Regions from separate parts of the Homo sapiens genome. Here region 1 is linked to region 2. A link is a contact called in ENCODE Hi-C or POLR2A ChIA-PET data. All regions are on one chromosome and are shown on one strand. Each heading gives the region's core, a stretch centred on a gene start or an enhancer-like site at or near the end of the contact. The rest is flanking DNA. Distances are from core to core; before and after follow the strand shown. Region 1 has its middle 120 kb from the start of ASF1A. Region 2 overlaps CEP85L (centrosomal protein 85L).

Region 1 (2,715 bases), core at 215-2,714, 270 kb after region 2:
CCTGAAACCCATGCCTTGTGACTTGGGTCTAATACTGCTTCTACAGCTGCAGCCATTTCTGGGGATCATACAGTCCTTGAAGGGAATATAGCACTACCAGACATATGTCACTACCCAGTGACGGACAAGTGGCAGGTGTGGTCCTTAGTAGAGTTCATCATCAAGTTCTTCTGAATATGCTCCCTGGAGCTGTCATCCTGCCTGCTGAGCAGCCTCTGTCCATTCAACCACCCATCCATCCATCCAGAATAAAGAAAATGAAGGAGATGCTCAGTTGGAGGAGGTCAAGAGATACATCTGCCCTCTGGATCCTGGAGACTGCAATGCTAAGCGCTTCTTAAAGTCAAAATTGACAAATGAATTCAGCCACTTTTAGTACAGATAGCTGCAAAAACATCACAACAAAATTATTTTTCTTTTGTTGTTGTTGGTTTTTTTGTTTTGTTTTGTTTTGTTTTGTTTTGTTTTTGAGACAGAGTCTTGCTCTGTCGCCCAGGCTGGAGTGCAGTGGCACAATCTTGGCTCACTGCAACCTCCATCTCCCAGGTTCAAGCAATTCTCCTGCCTCAGCCTCCCAAGTAGCTGGGATTACAGGCATATGCCACCATGCTCGGCTAATTTTTTTTTTTTTTTTTTTTTTTTTTTTTTTGTATTTTTAGTAGAGATGGTGTTTTACCATGTTGGCCAGGCTGGTCTTGAACTCCTGACCTCAGGTGATCCACTTGCCTTGGCCTCCCAAAGTGCTAGGATTACAGGCATGAGCCACCATGCCGGGCCTTAAAATTATTTTTCAAAAGATAAATTCAGTTGTCATACTGAATTTTTATCCAGTTAATTCTAGCTATGCAGATACTGGATTTGGGTAACTTAATTTAAAAATATGTTTCCATTTCCCTTCTCCCTCAAAGGATTGACTTAGTTATGTAAATATGCAAAAGATTAGCAAAAACACCTTAATATTTTGGTTAATTGATATCTGTCATGCTGGATTGCCATAATTTAAGAACTCTTCACCAGTTTCTTAAATCGTCTGTATTTTCCCTTTTTATTATATTTTAAAAAAATCTCTCTCTTAAAAGCCTAAAAAAAACCTTTCAATGTGCACAAAAAAACAGTTTCTAGTTTTTATTCTCCATTGCTATTTGCAATTACTCAGAGAGGAAAAGTATTTTGGAAAAAAACTCACCCAGAATCAGGTGACAACTCACATTCTCTTTCTTAGATGTCTAACAGTAACAAGCAAAAGCCAATTCAAAGATAGATCTTTGGGGCACCCTCTGGTGGCTGAAAAGAGTCATGAAATCAGTGCCCATGTGTATCAAAAGGCCAGTAATCTTTGCGACTTATTTTAAAGGGCCATCACCAACTTTTCCATACAACATTGAAAATGTAGCCAGATCAGGAATGTGGGAAGGACTGAAAAGAATTTGGAACCACAAGAACTGGACTTGAGTCAGAGCTCTCATCTATTAGCTATGTGAACCTGCATTTGGTTGGCAGGTCAGTTTCCACAGAGCTGACGCCGAATCTGGAATTTCTCACTGGAGATAAGAGGCAGTGTCAAAACTAGAGGAGTATATGATTCCATTTATCTGATATGCCCAGAAAAGGTAACTCTATAGAAGGTAGATCAGTGATTGCCTGGGGCTGGGGAGGGCATGGGGATTAACTGTAAATGGGCATGAAGGACTTTATTGCGGTGACAAAAATGTTCTAAAACCAGACTGTACCTGTTGCACAACTGAGTAAATTTTGTAAAACATCACTGCAGTATGGATTTTAAAGGCGTGAATTTTATGGTATGGTATGTAAATTATACCTCAGTAAAGTTATTTTTTTTTTAAGCCAGGAGGGAAAAGCAGAGTGGATAACCCCTAGAGACATCTTGGTACAGAGCCAGGAAACCTGTAGCCAGCAATTGTGTGGGAGGAAAGGAAACTGTGGGGTAAGGTAGGGGTGAGCAGGAAGAATGCCTAGAAGAGGTGCTGACTTTTGGAACTTCATTTTGCACACAGGTGTGCCCTTAGCTCACACCTCAGTGGGTTGCCTGAGGTTAGCATGCTAGAGGCTGAAAGAAACCCCCTCCCAACTCAGCCTCCCATGGCAGGTATTTAGGGGCATTTCTGACGGAGTAAGACTATTAAAGCAGCCAACTAGATGCAATTCCATCAAAATGACCATTTTGAAATGTAAAACCAATGTTTTATTTATTACTTTTCTCAGTAACAGGTAACTCAGTGTGGTTTGAGAACTAGATGAGATTAAGAAGTGCACTGATGAGAGAATGTCTATTTTTTACACTGTTTACTAACAGAAAATGTGAAAGTGAGGATTTATAAAAGTACCAGAAGAAAACTCAGATGAATATCTCTATAAACTAAGGGTAGAGAGAAACTGGTAAGGAGTAACATCTAAACCAGAATCTCTAAAAGAGACAAGAGATGGATTTAATGGATTTTTTTCAAAAAATAATAGATAAAAGAAAAGAAAAAGAAAAAATTAAGACACAAACTATGCATTAGGAAATAATACTGTATCATATATACCAGACAGATTTATTAACCTCAATATAACAGATACTTGCAAACCAGAGAAAAATGTGCAAAGGGTGAGTAGAGATAATTCACAAAGGGAAAAATAAATGAAAAATTACAATCTGTCAAGATATGAAACAGCTTTAACCTAACATCTCATTAATGAATGCTATTAAGAAAA
Region 2 (2,885 bases), core at 180-2,679:
GATTATCACTTCCTACAGGAAGCCTGGCCAGGCTTTTGGAAGATTAGCTTCTATGTTCATAGCTGGGGTTCCCACAGCACTTCATACATAAACCCTGTGCGAATCAACACACTGCAACTATCTCTTGTCTGTGTTCTCCATTAGACTACACATTCCTTGAGGGCAAAACCAGCTTCATTCACATTTCTATTGCTACAGCATAAATGGAACCTTATCCATAGTTAAGATAAACAATTTTTAAGGAAATGGATAAATATATTTTTTGGTATACTCTCTCTGTAGGGTTTAAGTTCCATAAAGGCAGAAACCATTCTTTGCTTTTGTGTTCCCAGAATTTAACACATTAGATGTTTAATGTTTTGTTGAGGAGGCTCATTTGCAAAGGTGGGATTCATTTTATTAAATGTTCATTAGTACAGACTTGGTGGTGGAAACAAACCAATTGAAGAAAAAATAGAAAAAAATGATATAAATGGAAAGAAAAAGAATAAAATGGAAAGAAAAGAAATGATGCAACAATGAAACTTAATAATAGTAACTATTATTTGGTTGATCTTTCCAAGGTACACATATATACAGAAAGAAGAGACCTCTTTCTTCTCCAATTTAAGTAAAGAAAAAGGGTCCTTCATATTTGGTTTATTCCACAAAGTCCTGTTAACCACAGATGGAAATTTAGGTATAAATGGAAATACAAACTATTCCTTGGCTCTACCAATCTACCATTAGAACTATCCAGAAAGTTTGGATTTTAGAATAAAGACATGGTTCTCATTCTCTACCTATGAGACTGAGTGATATCTACTTCTAAGGTCATCTTAATTGTAAGGTTAGTCAAATTTTTAATAAGAAAATAGAAGTTACTTATTAAGAGTATGTTTTCCATCTATAAATTCATTTAAAAATGTTACTTTTATTTTACTGACTTATTTACTCTAGAATACACATTAATTTCAATAATTATTATTAAAAGCATAATTTTCTTTGTCTAGTGTCTATAGAATTAGGATGAATATGTTATGGATCAGAAAAATGTACCTATACAAAATGCTATGCATAAAAAATTACATCATTCAAAGATCCAAAGTTAAAAAAATCCTTCGCTAAAGAAATATTTTATTACTCTATCTGCTGTTTCTTCTAACCCTCACCATTTTATTGGCTCTCTGTATCTATCCATTGATAGAAGTTTATCTTATATATTTATCATACCCATTTAGTATTAAGATTTTCCTTGTATTCTCTTTTACAAATTGCTCTCATCTTTTAAAATCAGATTTCTCAATAATATTTCAATTCCTCACATACTTCAAAATCCTACTAATATTTTTAACAACCCCTTTTACATATCCTTCCAAATACTAATATTTTTATTTGTCCTTGCACGCTGGCTTGGAGAGCCCTCTACTGGCCTGATGCTGTGTCAAAAGAACATTTGCTTCATCCTTCAGATACCTATTTTTTACATGCTTTCGATAATATGATAATTATATAATTAAAGCCTTTATTCCGAATGACAGAATGTTAAAGAGAAATTGAACAATTCTACTAAAATGCTGTTACCAAAGCAAGATACACTACTTCCATAGTATAGAAATACCATTTTCAAATAACTGTACATTATTCTCAGTACTCATTATAAAGCCTTGCTATCATGTGACAGAAGTCCAAGATGAGACCAAATTATAACATGATGTATTCATAACTAAAGTATAAAAGGCAAGTTGGAGTCTCTATGTTAAATGCCTCTGGCCTCAAGAAAATCTGATAGTTATTTTCTCATCAATATTTCCTGATTTTAATATACCAATGTCTCTAGTATTTATAAATATCACATTTGAAGATATGATGAAGGAAACAATTCCACTTAACTTAAAATCTAGGAATAAAGGCCGTAATGAAGAGAACAACAATAACAACATCCACAAATAGAAGTATATACCACCACAAAGTTATCAGGCCTCACTTTAGATCCCAATAAGTACGCCAACAGTCTTTTTCTTTGGGAAATAAACCAATATAAAGTTTATATAAAAATAAACATGCAAACAAGTTTTAAAGGAAGCTCTTTTTAAAACTGAGTAATAATTAAGGAAAGTAGCCATTCCAGTCATATAAATTTTGTTAACGGGCCTCATAGACTCTATATCTGTGTTCCAATTAGACTATACTCTCCTTATGGGCAAAATTAACCTCATTTACATTTCTATTCATATGGCGTAGACACTGTCTTACCTACAGTGAATACAAATAAATTTAGAAGGAATAGACAAACTTGTTTTCCTATATGGTCTCTCCCTCTGTAAGTTTTGAGATCCATGAAAGCAGGAACTATTTTTCACTTTTGTGACATCAGAATTTAACACAGTGGATGTTATGTCACTGTTTGGTTAAATAGGCTCATTTGTAAAGGTGAGATTCATTTATAAAATACTCATTAGAATCAGACCTCATTGTAGAAAAAATTACATAGAGGAAAAGGAAATAATAATATAAACAAAATATTGAGACAAAATTGGAAAATTTATTTTCAAATTAAATTATAGACAAAAAGCTAATTTCCTTTATATATACAGGGCTCCAAAAAACAATAAGCAAAAACCTACAACCTAACATAAAAAATGATCAAAGGATATGAAAAGAAATGTGAATGGGCCCTTAAATTTATAAAAAGAAATATAACATCACTCTTAAGAGAAATACATATTAAAACCATATGACCATAAGGAGATAAATCTCCCCTTTCTTTTATATAGACCTACTAGAAGGGCAAAAATCCAAGTTTAATAACACACTCTGTTAGCATGGCTGGGAGTTGGGGAGTGGGACGGTGAGAGTTCTTATACACTGCTCTCCTAAAGAGCAATTTGACAGTATCAGTAAAA

The links. A loop is a pair of places that touch in the nucleus more often than their neighbours do. ChIA-PET counts read pairs that join two places held with the same protein, here RNA polymerase II (POLR2A). Pooled maps may share reads with other maps.
Region 1: a pooled map shows a loop between it and region 2 (3-fold over the local background). The contact joins two enhancer-like sites. A Hi-C loop is called at or near these places in 6 of 50 pooled maps. POLR2A ChIA-PET finds 5 or more read pairs at or near these places in 2 of 52 experiments (H1 and activated CD8-positive, alpha-beta memory T cell).

What each region holds. Positions count from the first base shown.
Region 1 is chr6:118,775,452-118,778,166 of GRCh38, forward strand. No RefSeq gene overlaps it. Among named protein-coding and RNA genes, the nearest start is that of ASF1A, 120 kb to the right of the region's middle. Within about 2 kb of position 1,465, at least 2 of the 41 ENCODE cell types and tissues checked have a DNase peak (open chromatin) inside an H3K27ac peak, as active enhancers do.
Region 2 is chr6:118,507,789-118,510,673 of GRCh38, forward strand. The region is part of intron 5 of CEP85L (centrosomal protein 85L); the gene reads right to left. Among named protein-coding and RNA genes, the nearest start is that of PLN, 39 kb to the right of the region's middle. Within about 2 kb of position 1,430, at least 2 of the 41 ENCODE cell types and tissues checked have a DNase peak (open chromatin) inside an H3K27ac peak, as active enhancers do.